Regions from separate parts of the Homo sapiens genome. Here region 2 is linked to region 1. Evidence: chromatin loops called from intact Hi-C (ENCODE). Cell type or tissue: ascending aorta. All regions are shown on one strand. Each heading gives the region's core, and the rest is flanking DNA. Links, peaks and the distances in the headings are about the cores only.

Region 1 (9,173 bases), core at 1,174-9,173:
GCAGTGGTGCAATCTCAGCTCACTGCAACCTCCGCCTCCCAGGACCTCTGCCTCCCAGGTTCAAGTGATTCTCCTGCCTCAGCCTCCCAAGTAGCTGGGACTACAGGTGTGCACCACCACACCTGGATAATTTTTTTATTTTTAGTAGAGACAGGGTTTCACCATACTGCCCAGGCTGGTCTTGAACTCCTGGCCTCAGGTGATCTGCCTACCTCGGCCTCCCAAAGTGCTGGGATTACAGGCATGAGCCACCATGGCCGGCGACATGTTTATTTCAATTACCTTGGATAGGTACCCAGAAGTGAGGTTGCTGGGATGTACTGGCAATCCTATTGCCTATTTGAACTTTCTGAAGAAACTCCCTGCTGTTTTCCATAATGACTGAACCAATTTACATTCCCACCAACAGAGTCGAGGGTTCCCTTGTCTCCACATCTCATCAACACTTATCATTTGTCCTTTTTAAATGTGTTGTTCTAATTGAGACATGGTCTCACTCTGTCACCCAGGCTGGAGGGCAGTGGCACGATCATAGCTCACTGCAGCCTTGACCTCCTGGGCTCAAGCGATCCTCCCACCTCAGCTTCCTGAGTAGCTGGGACTACAGGTGTGTGTCACCATGTCTGGCTAGTTTCTGTATTTTTGGTGTTTTTTTTTTTTTTTTTTTTTTGGTAGAGATGAGGTTTTGCCATGTTGCCCAGGCTTCACTTGTCTTTTTGATAAATAGCCATTCTAATGGTGTGAAGTGATATATCTCACTGTGGTTTTGATTTGCATTTCTCTAGTGATTAGTGATATCGAGCATTTTTTTTTTAATGTACCTGGTGGTCATTTGTATGTCTTTGAGAAATGTCTATTAAGGCTTCTTTGTGCTTTTTTTTTTTTTTTTTTTTTTTTTTGAGACAGAGTCTTGCTCTGTTGCCCAGGCTAGAGTGCAGTGGCTCAGTCTCAGCTCACTGCAACCTCTGTCTCCCGGGCTCAAACTATTCCCCTGCCTCAGCCTCCTGAGTAGCTGGGATTACAGGCGCCCGCCACCACACCCAGCTAATTTTTGTATTTTTAGTAGAGACGGGATTTCACCGCGTTGGTCATGCTGGTCTCAAACTCCTGACCTCAGGTGATCCACCCGCCTTGGCCTCCCAAACCAAAGTGCTGAGATTGTAGGCATGAGCCACCGGACCCGGTTTTTTTTTTTTTTTAAGATGTAGTCTCATTCTGTTGCCCAGGCTGGAGTGCAGTGGCACCATCTCAGCTCACTGCAACCTCTGCCTCCTAGGTTCAAGCGATTCTTATTTACATTTACATTGTAAAAATACAAAATCATTCATGACAGCTATTGGCTGTTAGTACTTGGCATTTAGGAAGCACTTACTGCTCAAAGTCCAATCTTCTTAATTTTTTATCTCAGGTCTTGGATGATGTTTTAGATGTTGTTTCCCCAGAAATAAACCTTAAGATAATAATTTGCATGTAATGTTTTGAAGGTGATCTCAGGAGACACCACTAGGGCGTGGGGACGTGAGACAGAAAAGGGAAAGCCTCCAATAAGTGTGTATTATCAAGCGAGGCATCAATGTGGCCTACAGTGCTTAACGGTGTTGAGGAGCTCTGGGCAATGATGTATAACCCACGTCTCAGAGTTAGCCCCACCCACGGGGCCAGGGAGCAAGGGTATTTTTTTTTTTTTTTTTTTTGAGACGGAGTCTCGCTCTGTCGCCCAGGCTGGAGTGCAGTGGCGCGATCTTGGCTCACTGCAAGCTCCGCCTTCCGGGTTCACGCCATTCTCCTGCCTCAGCCTCCCAAGTAGCTGGGACTACAGGCGCCCGCCACCACTCCTGGCTAATTTTTTGTATTTTTAGTAGAGGCGGGGTTTCACTGTGTTAGCCAGGATGGTCTCAATCTCCTGACCTCATGATCCGCCCGCCTCTGCCTCCCAAAGTGCTGGGATTACAGGCGTGAGCCACGGCGCCCGGCCGAGCAAGGGTATTTATACACCAACTCCAGGCAGTCATTGGCTGATGGTTGATGTGGTGGGGCAGGGGTGAGTATTAATTCTCCAGGACTTCCTGCCTGCTGTGTACAAGGACAGAGTGGACCACCAGAGTTCCAGATTCTGCAGGCTGTAGAATATAATTAATTGTAAGGGGCCAGGAGTGGTGGCTCACGCCTGTAATCTCAGCACTTTGGGAGGCCGAGGAGGGCGGATCACTTAAAGTCAGGAGTTCGAGACCAGCCTGGCCAACATGGTGAAACCCCATCTCTACTAAAAATACAAAAAATTAGCCAGGCTTCGTGGCAGGCAACTATAATCCCAGCTACTTGGGAGGCTGAGGCATGAGAATCACTTGAACCCAAGAGGCAGTGGTGGCAGTGAGCCGAGATCGTGCCATTGCACTCCAGACTGGGCAACAAGAATGAAACTCCATCTCAAAAAATAATAATAATAATAAATAAAACAAAATTCTGCTTGCCAAACTAGACATAAAAGGGCAAAATGCCTCTTCCTTTTGATAAGAATGTCAAGGTTATGGCCAGGCACGGTGGCTCATGCCTGTAATCCCAGCACTTTGGGAGGCCAAGGCAGGGGGATCACCTGAGGTCAGGAGTTCGAGACCAGCCTGATGGGGTGAAATCCTGCCTCTACTAAAAATACAAAAATTATCTGGGTATGGTAGCGAGCACCTGTAGTCCCAGCTACTTAGGAGGCTGAGACAGGAGAATTGTTTGAACCTGGGAGGCAGAGGTTGCAGTGAGCCGAGATCGCACCACTGCACTCTAGCCTGGGCAACAGAGAGAGGCTCCATCTCAAAAAAAAAAAAAAAGAAAAAAGAAAAGAATGTCAGGGTCACGTTTTTCAGAAGGCCTCGGTGATTTTTGTCATGTCCCCAAACAGCAGTGGCTGTCTCTGGCCTCTGGCACCTTTTGTTTCCCGTGTACAGCGCTTTTATACAATTGTAATATGGTGATTGATGTTCTTAGCTCTGCTACCAGACTGAAGCCTCCTGCGTTTGGGGATTAATTCATTTTTTTAGTTAAAAAAAATATTATTGGCCGAGCGTGGTGGCTCATGCCTGTAATCCCAGCACTTTGGGAGGCCAAGGTGGGCAGATCACGAGGTCAGGAGTTCGAGACCAGCCTGGCCAATATGGTGAAACCCTGTCTCTACTAAAAATACAAAAATTAGCTGGGCATGGTGGCACGTCCCTGTAATCCCAGCTACTCGGGAGGCTGAGGCAAGAGAATTGCTTGAACCAGGAAGTTGGAGGTTTCAGTGAGCTGAGATTGTACCACTGCACTCCAGCCAGGGTGACAGAATGAGACTCTGTCTCAAATAATAATAATAATAAATTAGTATTATGAAGCCTGGTGCAGTGGATCACACCTGTAATCCTAGCACTTTGGGAGGCTGAAGTGCGAGGATCATCTGAGCCCGGGAAGTTGGAGGGTGCAATCAGCAGAGATTGCACCACTGCACTCCAAGCTGGGTGACAGAGCGAGAGCCTGTTTTTTTTTTTTTTTTTTAAGTATTATTATAATTACAAAAAAAATTTTTGGGGCCGGGCCCAGTGGCTCATCCCTATAATCCCAGCACTTTGGGAGGTGGAAGCTGGCAGATCACTTGAGGCCAGGGGTTCAAGACCATACTGGCCAACATGATGAAACCCGTTTCTACTAAAAATGCAAAAATTAGCCAGGTGTGGTGGCACCTGCCTGTAATCCCAGTTACTCGGGAGGCTGAGGCGGGAGAATCGCTTGAATCTGGGAGGTGGAGGTTGCAGTGAGTTGAGATCACACGGCTGCACTCCAGGCCAGGCGACGGAGTGAGACTGCGTCTCAAAAAAAAAAAAAAAAATTATAGAGACAAGGTCTTATGTTGCCCAGGCTGGTCTCAAACTTCTAGCCTCAAGTGAGCCCCAAAAGTGCTCACTCAGACTCCCAAAGTGCTGGGATAACAGATGTGAGCCACACCACCCAGGCCTCAGGGATTAATTCTATCTTGCACAAATGAAAGACTTGGGAAACATCTGTGTAATATGCCACCAAATACAAATACTGCCAGACACCCTTTGCCCAGGCTCAACTCTGAATCAGAGCAGAGTACCTAGGGGAAGAGATCCAGACATCCAAGCTTGCAAGACAAATTCCTGGTTGAGAGCTCTATAAAGAAGAGGGACTTCTAGCTGTAGTTCTACAAGTTTACCAGCAGATGGGAACAGTCTCCTACCATCTTTTAAAGTTTCCTACCACTGCACTGTTGACAACTGGCAGATTTACAGAAAAGTCTATTCTGTGAGTCTTTACCAAGGATCTACTTGAAATCTAGAGTCATGTGCAATCTCTTTGGGAGGCGGGCAGGGAAGAGACAAAAGTGAAGGAAGACTGAGCTCAATCTTCAGAGGGTACATTTCATTGGAGAGCAATGAAATACACACAAAGCAATTAAGATCCCCTACAAGATAACACACCTGAGAGTTTGACGGGAGACACTATCTCCTTGGGCTTCAGTTTCACGAAATGAGGAGGGAGAAATTGAAGACATTCACAGTGGCTGGCGCGGTGGCTCACGCTTGTAATCCCAGCACTTTGGGAGGCTGAGGCAGGCAGATCACCTGAGGTCAGGAGTTCGAGAGCAGCCTGACCAGTATGGTGACACCTCGTCTTTACTAAATACAAAAAAATTAGCCGGGCATGGTGGCGCATGCCTGTAATCCCAGCTACTTGGGAGGCTGAGGCAAAAGAATTGCTTGAACCCAGGAGGCAGAGGTTGCAGTGAGCTGAGATTGCACCATTGCACACCAGCCTGGATGACAAGAGTGAAACTCCATCTCAAGAAAAAAAAAAAAAAGAGGAAGAAGACATTCATAGTGTCCCAACCTAGGTGCACATCAACAGTGGACTGGATAAAGAAAGTGGGGTACATATACACCAAGGAATACTATGCAGCCATAAAAAGAATGAAATCATGTCCTTTGCAGTAACATGGATGCAGCTGGAGGCCATTATCCTAAGTGAATCAACACAGAACCAGAAAACCAAATATAGCATGCTGTCCCTTACAAGTGGGAACTAAGCACTGAACACACAGGGACATAAAGATGTGAACAATAGCCCAGGTGCAATGGCTCACGCCTGTAATCCCAGCACTTTGGGAGGCCGAGGCAGGAGGATGACTTGAGCTCATGAGTTCAAGAGCAACCTGGGCAACATGGCGAAATGCCGTCTCTACCAAAAATACAAAAAATTAGCTGGGTGTGGTGGTGCACACCTGTGGTTCCAACTGCTTGGGAGGCTGATGTGGGAGATGGCTTGAGCCCAGGAAGTGGAGGTTGCAGTGAGCTGTGATTTTACCACTGCACTCCAGCCTGGGTGACAGAGTGATACCCTATCTCAAACAAACAAACAAACAAAGTTGTTTTTTTTTGTTTGTTTGTTTTGTTTTTTTTTACAGAATCTCGCTCTGTCACCAGGCTGGAGTGCAGTAGCGCGATCTCGGCGATTCTCATGAGTAGCTGGGATTACAGTCATGTGCCACCATGCCGAGCTAATTTTTGTATTTTTAGTAGAGATGGGGTTTTGCCATGTTGGCCAGGATGGTCTCGATCTCTTGACCTCGTGATCTGCCCGCCGTGGCCTCCCAGAGTGCTGGGATTACAGGCATGAGCCATTGTGCCTGGCCAAAAAATTTTTTTATAAAGATGGGAATAGGGCCGGGCACGGTGGCTCATGCCTGTAAACCTAGCACTTTGGGAGGCCGGGGCAGATGGATCACCTGAGGTCAGGAGTTTGAGACCAGCCTGGCCAACATGGTGAAACGTGTCTCTACTAAAAATACAAAAGAAATAGCTGGGTGTGGTGGCAGGTGCCTGTAATTCCAGCTACTCGGGAGGCTGAGGCAGGAGAATCGCTTGAACCTGGGAGGCGGAGGTTGCAGTGAGCCGAGATTGCGCCACTGCACTCCAGCCTGGGTGACAACAACGAAACTCTGTCTCAAAAAAAAAAAAAAGATGGGAATAATAGATATTGGAGACAGTATTTTAAAAAAGTGGGGAGGGAAAGAGAGGGAGGCAAGGGTTGAAAAACTTCCTATTGGGTACAATGTTCACTATGTAGGTGATGGTATCAATAGAAGCCCAAGCTTCAGCATCATGCATATACCCTTGTAACGAACCTTCGCATGTACCCACTTAATCTAAAAACAATTTCTTTTTTGAGACGGAGTCTCGCTCTGTCTACCAGACTGGAGTGCAGTGGCATGATCTTGGCTTACTGCAGCCTCTGCCTCCCGGGTTCAAGCAATTCTCATGCCTCAGCCTCCCAAGAAGTTGAGACTACTTGGTGTCTCACCACCACGCCCGGCTAATTTTTGTATTTTTAGGAGAGACAGGGTTTCACCATGTTGGTCAGGCTGGTCTCAAACTCCTGGCCTCAAGTGATCTGCCTGCCTCGGCCTCTCAAAGTGCTGGGATTACAGGTGAGAGGCACAGCAACTGGCATCTTTCTTTTCTTTTTTCTTTTCTTTTCTTTTTGTTTTTTTTTTTGAGACAGAATCTTGCTCTGTTGCCCAGGCTAGAGTGCAGTGTCATGATACGGCTCACTGCAACCTGGGCCTCCTGGGTTCAAAGAAATTCTCGTGCCTCAGCCTCCCAAGAAGCAGGGACTACAGACATGCACCACCACATCCAGCTAATTTCACACTGTGGTCTCATCGGAGGATTTGCCCAACAAAGGGCAGCATGCAGATGTAGTACCCTTGAGATCCATGTGGTTGGTGTCCCAAGGGAGACTTCTGGAAGGAACTCTTGGGGCCCCTCAACTCTGGACCTTTAAGTCTCAAAATTTCATGTGTTAGTCTAGGTTTGAGCTTAGTCATTTCAACCTTGAAGGCCTTGGTTTCTTTAGCTTGCAGTAATCTCTTGCATATATACAAAATTTTAAATTTTAAAATTAATAAAGTACTTCCACATGGTCTTAGTTCATTTGTGCTGCCACAACAGACTGCCACAGACTAGGTAATATATACAAACCAGAAATGTATTTCTCATAGTTCTAGGGGCTGGGAAGTCCAATATCAAGGTGCTGGCATCTTGCATGGGCCTTCTTGCTGCTTCCTCACATGGCAGAAGGCAGAAGGGCAAAATGAGAGCAAACCCACTTCTGCAAGCCTCTCTATAGCAACCGTAATCCATTTGTGAGAGTGAAGCCTACAAGACCCAAACACCTTCCAGAATGCCCCACGTCCCCACGCTGTTGCACTGGGGACCAAGTTTCCAACACATGAATTTGGGGAGACACATTCAAATCAGAGCACAACCCCTGAGATTTTTTTTTTCATTTCTTACAACTCCATGAGGAAATTTTTTCTTCTAATTTACGAATTTTAAAAAATCGAATGATTATTTAAATCCAATCATTTAAAAAATAGTTCAAGTGACAGAACTCCATTTCAAAAAAATACTTGATTTATTTATTCTGCAAACATTTATTAAGAACTATTGGCTGGGTGTGGTGGCTTATGCTTGTAATCCCGGCACTTTGGGAGGCTGAAGTGGGTGGATCACTTGAGGTCAGGAGTTTGAGACCAGCCTGGCCAATATGGGTGAAACTCCACCTCTACTAAAAATACAAAAATTAGCCGGTCATGGTGGCAGGTACCTGTAATCCCAGCTACTCAGGAGGCTGAGGCAGGAGAATTGCTTGAATCCAGAAGACAGAGGTTACAGTGAACCAAGATCGCACCACTGCACTCCAGCCTGGGCAACAGAGTGAGACTCCATCTCAAAAAAGCAAAAGAAGCATTGGCTGGGTGTGGTGGGTCACACCTGTAATCCTAACACTTTGGGAGGCTGAGCTGGGAGGATCCATTGAGGCCAGGTGTTTGAGATCAGCTTGGTGAACATAGTGAGACCCCATTTCTAGAAACAATTTTAAACATTAGCTGGGCATGGTGGCAGGTATTTGTAGTCCCAGCTACTTGGGAGGCTAAGGCAGAAGGATCACTTTAGCTCAAGAGTTTGAGGCTGCAGTGAGCTATGATTGTACCACTTCACTACAGCCTGGGTAATAGACCCTGTCTAAAACAAAACAAAGCAAAACATGGAATGATTGCATGCTATTTGAGAATATGAATCAGGTCCCTAGCCTTGTGACACTCACATTCTAGCAATACATATAAACAGAGTAACACATTATTATGATGCAATATAAAACTACTACATTAGCGGCAGGCACATTGCCTTATGCCTGTAATCCCAGCACTTTGGGAGGCTAAGGTGGGCAGATCCCTTCAGCCTGGGAGTTTGAGACCAGCCTTGGCAACACGGTGAAATCCCATCTCTACAAAAAATAGAAAAACTAGCTAAGTGTGGTGGCATATGCCTGTGGTCCCAGCTACTTGGGAGGCTGAGGCAGGAGGACTGCTTGAGCCCAGGAGGTGGAGGGTGCACTGAGCTGAGATTGTGCCATTGCACTCCATCCCTGGGTGACAGAGAAGACTCTGTCTCAAAGATGAATAAAATAAAATAATAAAATAGTACTACATTAAAATGTGGGGGAAGGAAGGAGCAGTGATTGAGTGATTTCTACACTCTAGGCCAGGGGTCCCCAACCCCTGGGCCATGGACCAGTACTGGTCCATCTGTGGCCTGTTAGGAACTGGGCCTCACAGCAGGAGGTGAGTGGCAGGTGAGCAAGCGAAGTTTCATGTATATTTATATTTGCTCCCCATCACTCGCACTACTCCCTGAGCTCCGCCCCCTGTCGGATCAGTGGCAGCAATGGATTCTCATAAGAGTGCAAACCCCACTGTGAACTGCGCATGTGCGGGATCTAGATTGCATGCTCCTTATGAGAATCTAATGATAAATGTAATATGCTTGAATCATCCCAAAACCATCCCCCATCACAAGACTGTGAAAAAGTTGTCTTCCACGAAACTGGTCCCTAGTGCCAAAAAGGTTGGGGACTCCTGTTCTGTCTCTCTCTCTCTCTCTTTTTTTGAGACAGTCTTGCTCTGTTACCCAGTCTGGAGTGCAGTGGTGCGATCTCAACTCACTGCAACCTCTGCCCCCAGGGTTCAAGCGATTCTCCTGCCTCAGCCTCCCGAGTAGCTGGGATTACAGGCATGCACCACCACACCCAGCAAATTTTTGTATTTTTAGTAGAGATGGGGTTTC
Region 2 (10,395 bases), core at 1,328-9,327, 160 kb after region 1:
GGTTTCTCTCTCCTTTCAACACTACAGCACAGAACTTTCCTGATTCTCAGCTATACACACACACTCAGTGGATCCATAGTCACAAACTCACGGTATATTATTTTACGTGGCTTATGGGAATTTTAAAGATTTTAAAAATTTGTTACTATAAGATTTTTGCGTGTGTGTGTGAGCAAGGTTCATAATGACCACAAGTTTGAGCAATTGGTCAAGCAGTAGGAACAGTTATTTTTAGGGTAAATCTAAATCTCACCCATCATGGGTCCTCCCTAGAGGCCCTGAAGCAGTTTCTACCATTTTTCTTCCCTCCCTCCCTCCCTTCCTTCCTTCCTTCCTTCTTCCTTCTTTTCTAAGACAAGGTCTTGCTCTGTCATTCAGACGAGCATAGTGATGCAATCTCAGCTCACTGCAGCCTCCAATGCCTGGATCGCTCAAGTAATCCTCCCACCTCAGTCTCCAGAGTAGCTGGGAATACAGGCGCATGCCACCATACCCAGCTAATATTTTGTAGGGATGAGGTCTCACTATGTTGCCCAGGCTGGTCTTGAACTCCTGTCCTGAAGTGATCTTCCCACCTGAGTCTCCTAAGGTACTGGGATTACAGGCATGAGCCACCACATCCAGCCCCATTTCTAGCATTTCCAACTACCTGGTGTGGTCCTCTTCCTCACGGCCCATATTCCTTACAGGCCTTCCCAAACCCCCTGGAACTTAACCATGTCCAGGTCAGCATCTTACAGATTTGGGTTTCTTGTCCTTCTATGTGTTTATATGCCTTGTAAGTCCTTTCTGACTGCAGACAACCTTGATGGGCTCCGGAAGTATGGAGACTTTGCCCAGGGGTCTGTCTGCAGCCAGAATTTTGCCATTGTCATGGTGCCCCAGCCTATGTCATGGTGCCCCTGGCCTATGGTGCCAGGGGAAGAACATAGTTTAAACGGCTGTAATGCACTTGAGGAAATGTACAGGGAAGACAGTGCTTGGGACAGTTCTGTCACTGAGGACTAAGGTCCAGGGAAGGACGTGCTAAGAGGAAGCTGTAAGCACTGCGTCTCCATAGGAGAGAAGTACTGCTTCATGGAGAGGTTTAGGGGAATGAACTTTTCACTTCTTACTTGCATCTTTTTTTTTTTCCTTTTTTTTGAGACAGGGTTTTTGCTCTGTTGCCCAGGCTGGAATGCAGTGGGGGCGATCACGGCTCACTGCAACCTCTGCCTGCTGGGCTTAAGCGATCCTCCCACCTCAACCTCCCTAGTAGCTGGGACTACAGTTGTGCACCACCACACCTGGCTAATTTTTGTATTTTTTGTAGAGACAGGGTTTCACCATGTTGTCCGGGCTGATCTCAAAATCCTGGCCTTAAGCGATCCTCCCACCTCAGCTTCCCAAAGTGCTGGCCAGAGATTCCTTCCTGACTGCTCTTACGCTCACCCTGCAGAGCCAACGACTGTGCTCAGGAGAGCCCCAAATCATGTGCTGTAGGGGAAGCATCGCATGTCATTCTTGTCCTCCCAGAGGACCCCATCTGATGGGGAAAGGACCCTGTAATTAGTTTCCTGGGGCTGTCAACAAATTCCCACTAATTGGGTGGCTGCATTCTCTCACCGTCTTGCAAGGTAGGGCAATACTGTCTCTGAAAGCTCTAGGAAAGGCTCCATTTTTTTTTTTTTTTTTGAGAGTCTCGCTCTGTCACCCAGGCTGGAGTGCAGTGGCGTGATTACTGCTTACTGCACTCTCAACCTCCTGGGCTTAAGCAATCCACCTGCCTCAACCTCCCTAATAGCTAGGACTACAGGCACACACCACCACACCCAGCTAATTTTTGTATTTTTTAGTAGAGACACGGTTTCGCTGTGTTGGCCAGGCTGGTCTTGAACTCCTGACCTCAGGTGATCCTCCCGCCTCTGCCTCTCAAAGTGCTGGGATGACAGGTGTGAGTCACTGCGCCCGGCCGGGAAGGATTCTTTCTAGCTTCTCGTGGCCGCTGGCTGTCCTTGGCATTCCTTGGCTTGTAGACTCATCACTCATCTCTGTCTCATTTCATGCAGCATCCTCCCTGTGTGTCTCTGGATCCCTACATCTTCTTCGAGGATCACCAGTCATATTACATTCCATAATATGACCCTACTCCAGTGTGACCTCATCTTAACTAATTACATCTGCAAATGCCCTATTTGTAAATAAGATCATATTCATAGGTACGGGGTGGGGGGGGTTGGGCGTGATTATATATTTTTGTGGGGCGGGGGTATACAATTCAACTTACAACAGAGGTTATACTGTTTAAAAATCAAGTCTGGTCAGGAGAAGAAAATATATAAGGAGATATGAATTTAAGAACATATTCATTAGCTGGGCGTGGTGGCAGGCGCCTGTAGTCCCAGCTACTCGGGAGGCTGAGGTGAGAGAATCGCTTGAACTCAGGAGGCAGAGGTTGCAGTGAGCCGAGGTCACGCCACTGCACTCCAGCCTGGTGACAGAGCGAGACTCCGTCTCAAAAAAAAAAAAAAAAAAAAAAAAAAAGAGCATATCTGAGAATTTAGAAAAACAGCAGCTGGATGTGGCAGTGTGCAGCTATAGTCCCAGCTACTTGAGAGGCTGAGGTAGGAGGATCACTGGAATCCAAGTGTTCAAGTCCCGCCAGCCTGGGCAACATAGCAAGACAGCGAAACCCTATCTCTTTTGAAAAAAAAAAAAAAAAAAAAAAAAAAAAAGCTGGCCAGGTGCTGTGGCTCACGCCTGTAATCCCAGCACTTTGTGAGGCCGAGGCGGGTGGATCACTTGAGGTCAGGAGTTCGAGACCAGGATGGTCAACATAGCGAAACCCTGTCTCTACTAAAAATATAAAAATTAGCCAGGCATGGTGGCATGCGCCTGTAGTCCCAGCTACTTGGGAGGCTGAGGCAGGAGAATCGCTTGAACCCAGGAGGCGGAGTTTGCAGTGAGCTGAGATCATGCCACTGCACTCCAGCCTGGGCAACAGAGTGAGACTCTGTCTAAACAGAAAAAAAAAAAAAAAGTTTTTATTTCCAAAGGATAGATTCCTAGGAGTGAGATTACTGGGTCAAAGTTTTTTTTTTTAACCTTTCATTATAGAAAAGTTCAAACGTATACAAATATGAAGACTAGTCCAAGAAGCCCTGGTATAGCCCCAGCATCAACAAGGAACTTGTGGCCAAACATATATCCTATGGACAAGGGGTCAGCATTTTCTGCAAAGAGCCAGTTAGTAAATATTTTAGGCTTTGCAGGCCGCATGGTCTCCATCGCAACCATTCAACTCTGCCTTTGTAATGCAGAAGCAGCCTCAGCTGATATTAAATGAATACGTAAATGCATGAGAGTGGGTGAATTCTAATAAGATTTCTTTTCTTTCTTTCTTTCTTTTTCTTTTTTTTTTTGTTGTTGTTGTTGAGAGTTTTGTTGTCGCTGAGAGCTCTCTCAGCCAGGCTGGAGTGCAATTGTGGAATCTCGGCTCACTGCAACCTCTGCCTCCCAGGTTCAAGCAATTCTCCTGCCTCAGCCTCCCGAGTAGCAAGTAGCTGGGATTACAGGCGCCCGTCACCACGCCCAGCTAATTTTTGTATTTTTAGTAGAGATGGGGTTTCACCATGTTGGCCAGGCTGGTCTCAAACTCCTGACCTCAGGTGATCCACCCACCTTGGCCTCCCAAAGTGCTGGGATTACAGGCATGAGCCACTGTGCCCGGCCATAAGCTTTATTTTCAAAACCAGGTGTTAGTCTGGTCTGGTTGTGGCTTGTAACTGTAGTTTGCTGATCCGTGGGTCTATACCATCAACCACCAGACTTTTTATTCTCCAGATTATTTGAAGTAAATCTTAGACATTGTATCATCTTGCCAGTAAATATTTCAGAATGAACCTGTTTAAAAAAAAAACAAACTCTTTAAAAATTAACCACAACATATTTATCACACCTAAAAGTTTAAAGGTAATTCCTGGCTGGGGACAGTGGCTCATGCCTGTAATCCCAGTGTTTTGGGAGGCTGAGGTGGGAGGATCACTTGAAGCCAGGAGTTTGAGACCAGCCTGGGCAACATAGTGAGACCCCGTCTCTACCAAAAATGAAAATAACTGAGCATGGTGTCATTCGCCAGTAATCCCAGCTACTCAGGAGGCTGAGGCAGGAGAATCGCTAGAGCCCAGGAGTTGGAGGCTGTGGTGAGCCATGATTGTGCCACTGCACATCAGCTTAGGGGACAGAAAAAGACCCTGTCTCAGGACGAAAAATAATAATAATAATAATAAAAACTAGAGTTTTTTCAGCCCCTTTGCAGAATTTTCCGGGAGATACATTCAAGAAAACCAAGATGTAGAGAAGTCTATATATGACAATCTAATTTTTGTAGAACAATGGCAAAATTAACCTCTTCAGTATGTAGGTATTTATGTGTATGTGTGGGTGTATGTATGTGATACATAACAGGTTTTTAACATGGGTTATAGGGATAGAATGACATCAAAACAGAAAAAGGAGAAAATCTGTACCTAAGAAAACAGCCTACATGATATAATCCCTTTTCTGTGTTTGTGCAAATGGTACTCCTATGTATATGCACTTTGCAAAATTAAAAAGAGTTATGATTTGGCCGGGCACAGTGGCTCACGCCTGTAATCTCAGCACTTTGGGAGGCAGAGGTGGGAGGATCATTTGAGGTCAGAAGTTCGAGACCAGCCTGGCCAACATGGCGAAACCCCGTCTGTACTAAAAATACAAAAATTAGTTGGGCATGGTAGTGCACACCTGTAATCCCAGCTACTCGGGAGGCTGAGGCAGGAGAATTGCTTTAACACAGGAGGCAGGGGTTGCAGTGAGCCACGATCACACCACTGCACTCTAGCCTGGGCGACAGAGTAAGACTCCGCTCAAAAGAGAAAAAAACAAGGCCTGTAATCCCAGAACTTTGGGGTTCGCAAATCACCTGAGGTCAGGATCTCGAGACCAGCCTGGCCAACCAACATGGTGAAACCACGTCTCTACTAAAAATACAAAAATTAGCCGGGTTTGATGGCGGGTGCCTGTAGGCCCAGCTACTCGGGAGGCTGAGGCGGGAGAATCGCTTGAACCCGGGAGGCAGAGGTTGCAGTGAGCCAAGATCGGGCCACTGCACTCCAGCCTGGGTGACAGAGCGAGACTCCTCAAAAAAAAAAAAAAAAAAGTTAACGATTTTAAAAACGATTGAGAGGGAATGTTTAATGTCCCTTGATGTCATTAAGGAAGTACAAGGGAATTTGCTTAGAAGTTGGAAAATGCCCAAGAGTGTGGGAAAACAAAGACTTAGTGACCACCGCCGGTGCTGGCCAGCCGGAGAAGGCTCTGTGGAAGGTTTGGAGGGGAGAGAGGGGCAGCTGGATGCTCTTGGGCCACGGTCGCTCCCTGATCTCTGCGCCTCTTCCTCCTGCTCCGGGAGAAATAATGTTTCCCTGGGGGATGAAAAGCATCTCTTTGTGCGGGCTTTAATTGCCATGTTGTTGTGCCAAGGGAGTGAGTGGCAGGCGGGAGCAGCAGCTGGGCACAGCCAATGCCAGGCAGTGGTGCCCACTCCCTCAGGACGGCCCAGCCAGCTGGCTCCTGGGAGCGCTGCCCACCTCTGCCCCCAGCTGGGCGCCTGCAGAGGAACCGACCACCCGTGGGGCTGGGGGAGGTTGGCTGGAGGAGGAGAAAGGGGCGGGCATCTGGGAGGGTCTCAGCCACTCTCAGAGGCTTATTCATCTCATCCTCCTTTCCCTCCCCCCTTCTTGTTTTTCAGACTGTCAGCATCAATAAGGCCATTAATACGCAGGAAGTGGCTGTAAAGGAAAAACACGCCAGAAATATCCTTTTGGATGTTGCTTGGAAGACCGACCCTGAGGGAGGTCAGCTCATGGGGACTGAGGTCAGGGCCAGGCTGCCTTGCTCAGCTCCAGGAAGGGGCAACCCTGCACAGGCCAGGTCCCTGCAGCTTCTGATGACGGCAGCTTCTCAGAGAGGGCTGGCTGCAGAGACCACAGACCTTCAGGGTGGCAGACACCAAAAAGGCTGTGGAGCCCAGGCCTTTCAACTTGCCAAAGATCCTGCTCCTTTCCTTAAGGACTTAAGCACTCCTTTTTTTCTTTTTCCAAAAGGGGTCTTGCCGTGTTGCCCAGGCTGGAGTGCAATGGCGTGATCATAGCTCACTGCAGCCTCAAACTCCTGGGTTCACGCAATCCTCTCGTCTCAGCCTCCCGAGTAGCTGGGACTACAGGTGTGCACCACTATGCCTGGCTAATTTATTTTATGATTTTTAGAGATGGGGTATTGCTCATTGCCCAAGCTGGCCTCAAGCAATCCTCCCTCCTCTGTAACCCCAAAGTGCTGGAATTACAGGGGAGAGCCACTGCACCTGGCCGACTCAAGCTTTGTAGAACCTCATAGTCACTTGAAAGTTACTTTCCTTTGAGAGACCTCCTGGGGGTCAGGAGGGATCTTCACCTATATTCAAAGCCCTCCAGGTCCTTTCTTTGCCTTTACAGGAACACAGGGACCACTCCCCTGGGGGTTGCATAATCAATAGTTATCTCCTTTTCTGAGCATGAAAGCAAAAAAAAAAGAAAAAGAGAGTTTTTTTTTTTTTTCTTTTTTGAGACAGAGTCCCACTCTGTTGCCCAGGCTGGAGGGCAGTGGCATGTTCTCGGCTCACTGTAACCTCTGCCTCCTGGATTCAAGCGATTCTTGTGCCTCAGCTTCCCAAGTAGCTGGGATGACAGGCGTGTGCCACCACACCCGGCTAATTTTTGTAATTTTAGTAGGACCGGGGTTTTGCCATGTTGGCCAGGCTGGCCTTGAACGCCTGGCCTCAGCCTCCTAAAGTGCTGAGATCACAGGCATGAGCCACCATGCCTGGCCGAAAAAAAGAAAGTCTTAGCTTCAGAGGTTGGTTGGCCTTAAACTGAGGCAGGGGCTCTCTACCTTCGTGAACAGGTTCAACCTATGCCAGGGGGAAGAAGACAAGAGCCTTGAAGTGGATTAGGGAATGGGTGACTTGAAAGCCCTCTGTAAGCCCACCACACCCAGGAGCAGCCTGTGGCTTTGTAGAGAGGTGCAGGACCATGCTGGCTGATGAATCCCTAGGAATCTGCCTTTGAGTTGCAGAATCCAGGAACTGGAGCGCTTAATCCCCAAAGGCTGAAGGAGAGAGTCTGCCAGGGGGGTGGCTAAGCTTTTAACTCTCTGTGTGCTGGGCCAGAGCAAGGTGGAGTTCCGGGCAAGCAGAGTTGGGACTTTTTTTTTTTTTTTTTTGAGACAGAGTCTTGCTCTGTCGCCTAGGCTGGAGTGCAGTGGCATGATCTCAGCTCACCGCAACCTCCGCCTTCCAGGCTCAAGAGATCCACCTGCCTCAACCTCCCAAGTAGCTGGGACCACAGGTGTGTATCACTACCCCTAGCTAATTTTTGTATTTTTAGTAGAGACGGGGTTTTGCCATGTTGCTCAGGCTGGTTTCAAACTCCTGAGCTCAAGCAATCCTCCTGCCTTGGCCTCCCAAAGTGCTGGAATTACAGGCATGAGCCACCGCGCCCAACTTCGGAGGCCGCACCCAGCCTCAGAGGCTGGACTTCTGTCTGCAGTGGGAAGCTTCTCCTCACCTGGGCTCTTGGTTACTGTGTCACAGCCAGGCAAGCCAGAGCAGCTTGTCCCGAAGCCTTCTAGCCTCAACCCCTAGAGGCGACCCTCCAGGTTAGATAGCCAGAGAAGCCCAGCATTGCTTAGTGTGATATATGAACTGCTGTTTGCTAGAGGGAAAGCAGCTTGCCTTTAGTGGGAAGATGCTTTGGCTGGAATTAGGATGGCGGCTGCAGAACCTCTCTGGGGTAACCCAGAAGTCCAGCCCTGTGCGAGCCTAGCTAGATCTTGCTCTTTTTTTCCCCAGAAAGACACAGGCCCCTTGGTTTCCTGCATCACGTTTGGTACCCTTGCGATGATTCAAAGCAAACCAAGAAAAGCCTTTATTTTAAACGGCCCAGTGGATTTTCTCAGAGGAAATGACTCAGCCCTGACCCTTACCTACGAATAATTTGTGATCAATCTGATAAAAGATATGAGTAAGGGAGAGACAGTTATCATCAGGCAGTGTGCTGTTCAGGACAAGACATGGGTGCAGAGAGGCCAGGCCTGCAGCGGCAGGGTCAGGTCACATGCTGCCGGGAGGCTCCCTGGGAGGAGGGAAGGGGCCCTGCAAGGAGATTCTGACATTCTGCCACTGGAACTCTCGGGCTCACTCTGGGACCTTGAGTGGGGCCTCCATGAGTCTTAGGTCACTTTCTGTTCAATCAAAGGTTGGACAAAGAAGATTTCAGGCCAGGTGTGGTGGCTCATGCCTATAATCCCAGCACTTTGGAAGGTGGAGGCGGATGGATGACCTGAGGTCAGGAGTTCGAGACCAGCCTGGCCAACATGGTAAAACCCCGTCCTACTGAAAAAACAAAAATTAGCCAGGTGTGGTGGCAGGTACCTGTAATCCCAGCTACTTGGGAGGCTGTGGCAGGAGAATCACTTGAACCTGGGAGGCAGAGGTTGCAGTGAGCCGAGATCGTACCACTGTACTCCAGCCTGGGCAACAAGAGCAAAACTCTGTTTCAAAAAGAAAAAGATTTCAAAGATTTAACAGTCCAGCCCTAACATTCTATGAGTCTCTGATTCATAATTTCTAAATGGTGAATAAATGTTGAAAAATCAACTCCATACAGTAGGGTTTGAAATGCCTAATTAAAGATATCCCAAAGCTTTTTTTTTTTTTTTTTTTTTTGAGGCAGGGTCATGCACTGTCACCCAGGCTGGAGTGCAGTGACACAATCAGTTGGAGGCTCACTGCAGCCTCCAACTTTTAGGCTCAAGTGATCCTCCCACCTCAGCCTCCTGAGTAGCTGGGACTATAGGCACATGCCATCATGCCTGGCTAATTTTTTATAGAGATGGGGTCTCACTGTGGCCCAGGCTGGTCTTGAACTCCTAGCTAGGCTCAAGCAGTCCTCCCGCTGGGCCTCCCAAAGTGCTGCAATTACAGGCGTGAGCCACCATGCCCAGCGCATTTATCTATTATCAGGTCTTTTATCAGCTGCCTTAGATACAAACTGAATAAGCATTAGGAAGTCTGACTTCAGAAATGCTGCTTACACATTTATCACAGATGCCTAAATGGTGAACAGGTTGGCCCGCCACCTTGGTATTCACTCCTGGAGGGCTGGGGACTGAGTCTTATTTTTCTTATTTTCTTTTTTTTCTCCCTGAATGGATTTTACAGGCTTTGACACATACTTGGGGCATAAAAATGCTTATATGTGAAAGAATGCCAGAAAGGCATTATTTCTGAATTATTTCAGAAATCGCTCCTACACCAAGGCCAGGCACAGTGGCTCACACCTGTAATCCCAGAACTTTGGGAGGCCAAGGTGGGTGGATCTCTTGAGGCCAGGAGTTCGAGACCAGCCTGAGCATCATGGTGAAACCCCGTCTCTACTAAAAAAAACAAAAATTAGCCGGGCATGGTGGCGGGTGCCTGTGATCCCAGCTACTTGGGAGGCTGAGGCACGAGAATCACTTGAACCTGGGAGGTGGAGGTTGCAGTGAGCCAAGATTGTGCCACTGCACTCCAGCCTGGGCAACAGAGCGAGACCCTGTCTAAAAAAAAAATAGAAAGAAAGAACGAACGAGAGAGAGAGGGAGGGAAGGAAGGAAGGGAGAGAGAGAAAGAAAGAAAGGAAGGAAGGAAGGAAGGAAGGAAGGAAGGAAGAAAGAAAGAAAGAAAGAAAGAAAGAAAGAAAGAAAGAAAGAAAGAAAGAAAGAAAGAAAGAAAGGACTCCTACACCAAAAGCTGATTTTAGCTTCCAGACCCAAACATCTGTTTAAGCCCACCCCTCTCTAAATGAAGATGTCATCGAGGAAAGGAGCTTTATGGTATCTTCCAGTTCAGAAGCAAAATAACATGTGCTCTGGGTGAGTCATTTAGTTTCCTACCTGAGATGAGTCCTTCTGCCCTAAATGACAGTGCACTTGCGACCTAGCCTTGCTGAGTAAAGCCTAAAGTTCCGGGCACAGAGTTGTCCTAACAACTGACAGTGCCCAGTTACTGGGTCTGTGAATCTTGTTGAAGCACACAATTACAAAAGTGGAAATTCTCTCCTCACTCCAAAAAGAGCTCACTAATGACAGAGATCTGGAATAGCCGAACTTAAAATCATGTGAGGCCAGAGGGACATTTGTTTATTTTTGAGATGGAGTCTCGCTCTGTCGCCCAGGCTGGAGTGCAGTGGTGCAATCTTGGCTCACTGCAACCTCCATCTCCCAGGTTCAAGTGATTCTCCTGCCTCAGCCTCCCGAGTAGGTGGGATTACAGGCATGCACCACCATGCCCGGCTAATT

What was found. A loop is a pair of places that touch in the nucleus more often than their neighbours do. Peaks named below come from ENCODE experiments on the same cell type or tissue, not always from the same donor. Only the 100,000 strongest peaks of a DNase experiment are listed, where the experiment ranks them.
Region 2: it touches region 1 in a loop (4-fold over the local background); 4 of 110 quality-filtered maps call a loop at or near these places.

The regions. Positions count from the first base shown.
Region 1 is chr7:75,757,667-75,766,839 of GRCh38, reverse strand. No RefSeq gene overlaps it. Among named protein-coding and RNA genes, the nearest start is that of CCL26, 10 kb to the left of the region's middle. In ascending aorta, for the core only: a CTCF peak has its summit at 4,192 (motif pointing right); no DNase peak of the experiment used is centred there.
Region 2 is chr7:75,594,623-75,605,017 of GRCh38, reverse strand. HIP1 (huntingtin interacting protein 1) reads left to right here. Exons shown (of 31, transcript NM_005338.7): 2 at 5,771-5,834. Among named protein-coding and RNA genes, the nearest start is that of SPDYE5, 110 kb to the right of the region's middle. RefSeq lists enhancers at 1,144-2,094, 8,086-8,225, 9,140-10,087. In ascending aorta, for the core only: a CTCF peak has its summit at 5,620 (motif pointing left); no DNase peak of the experiment used is centred there; H3K27ac peaks cover 745 bases.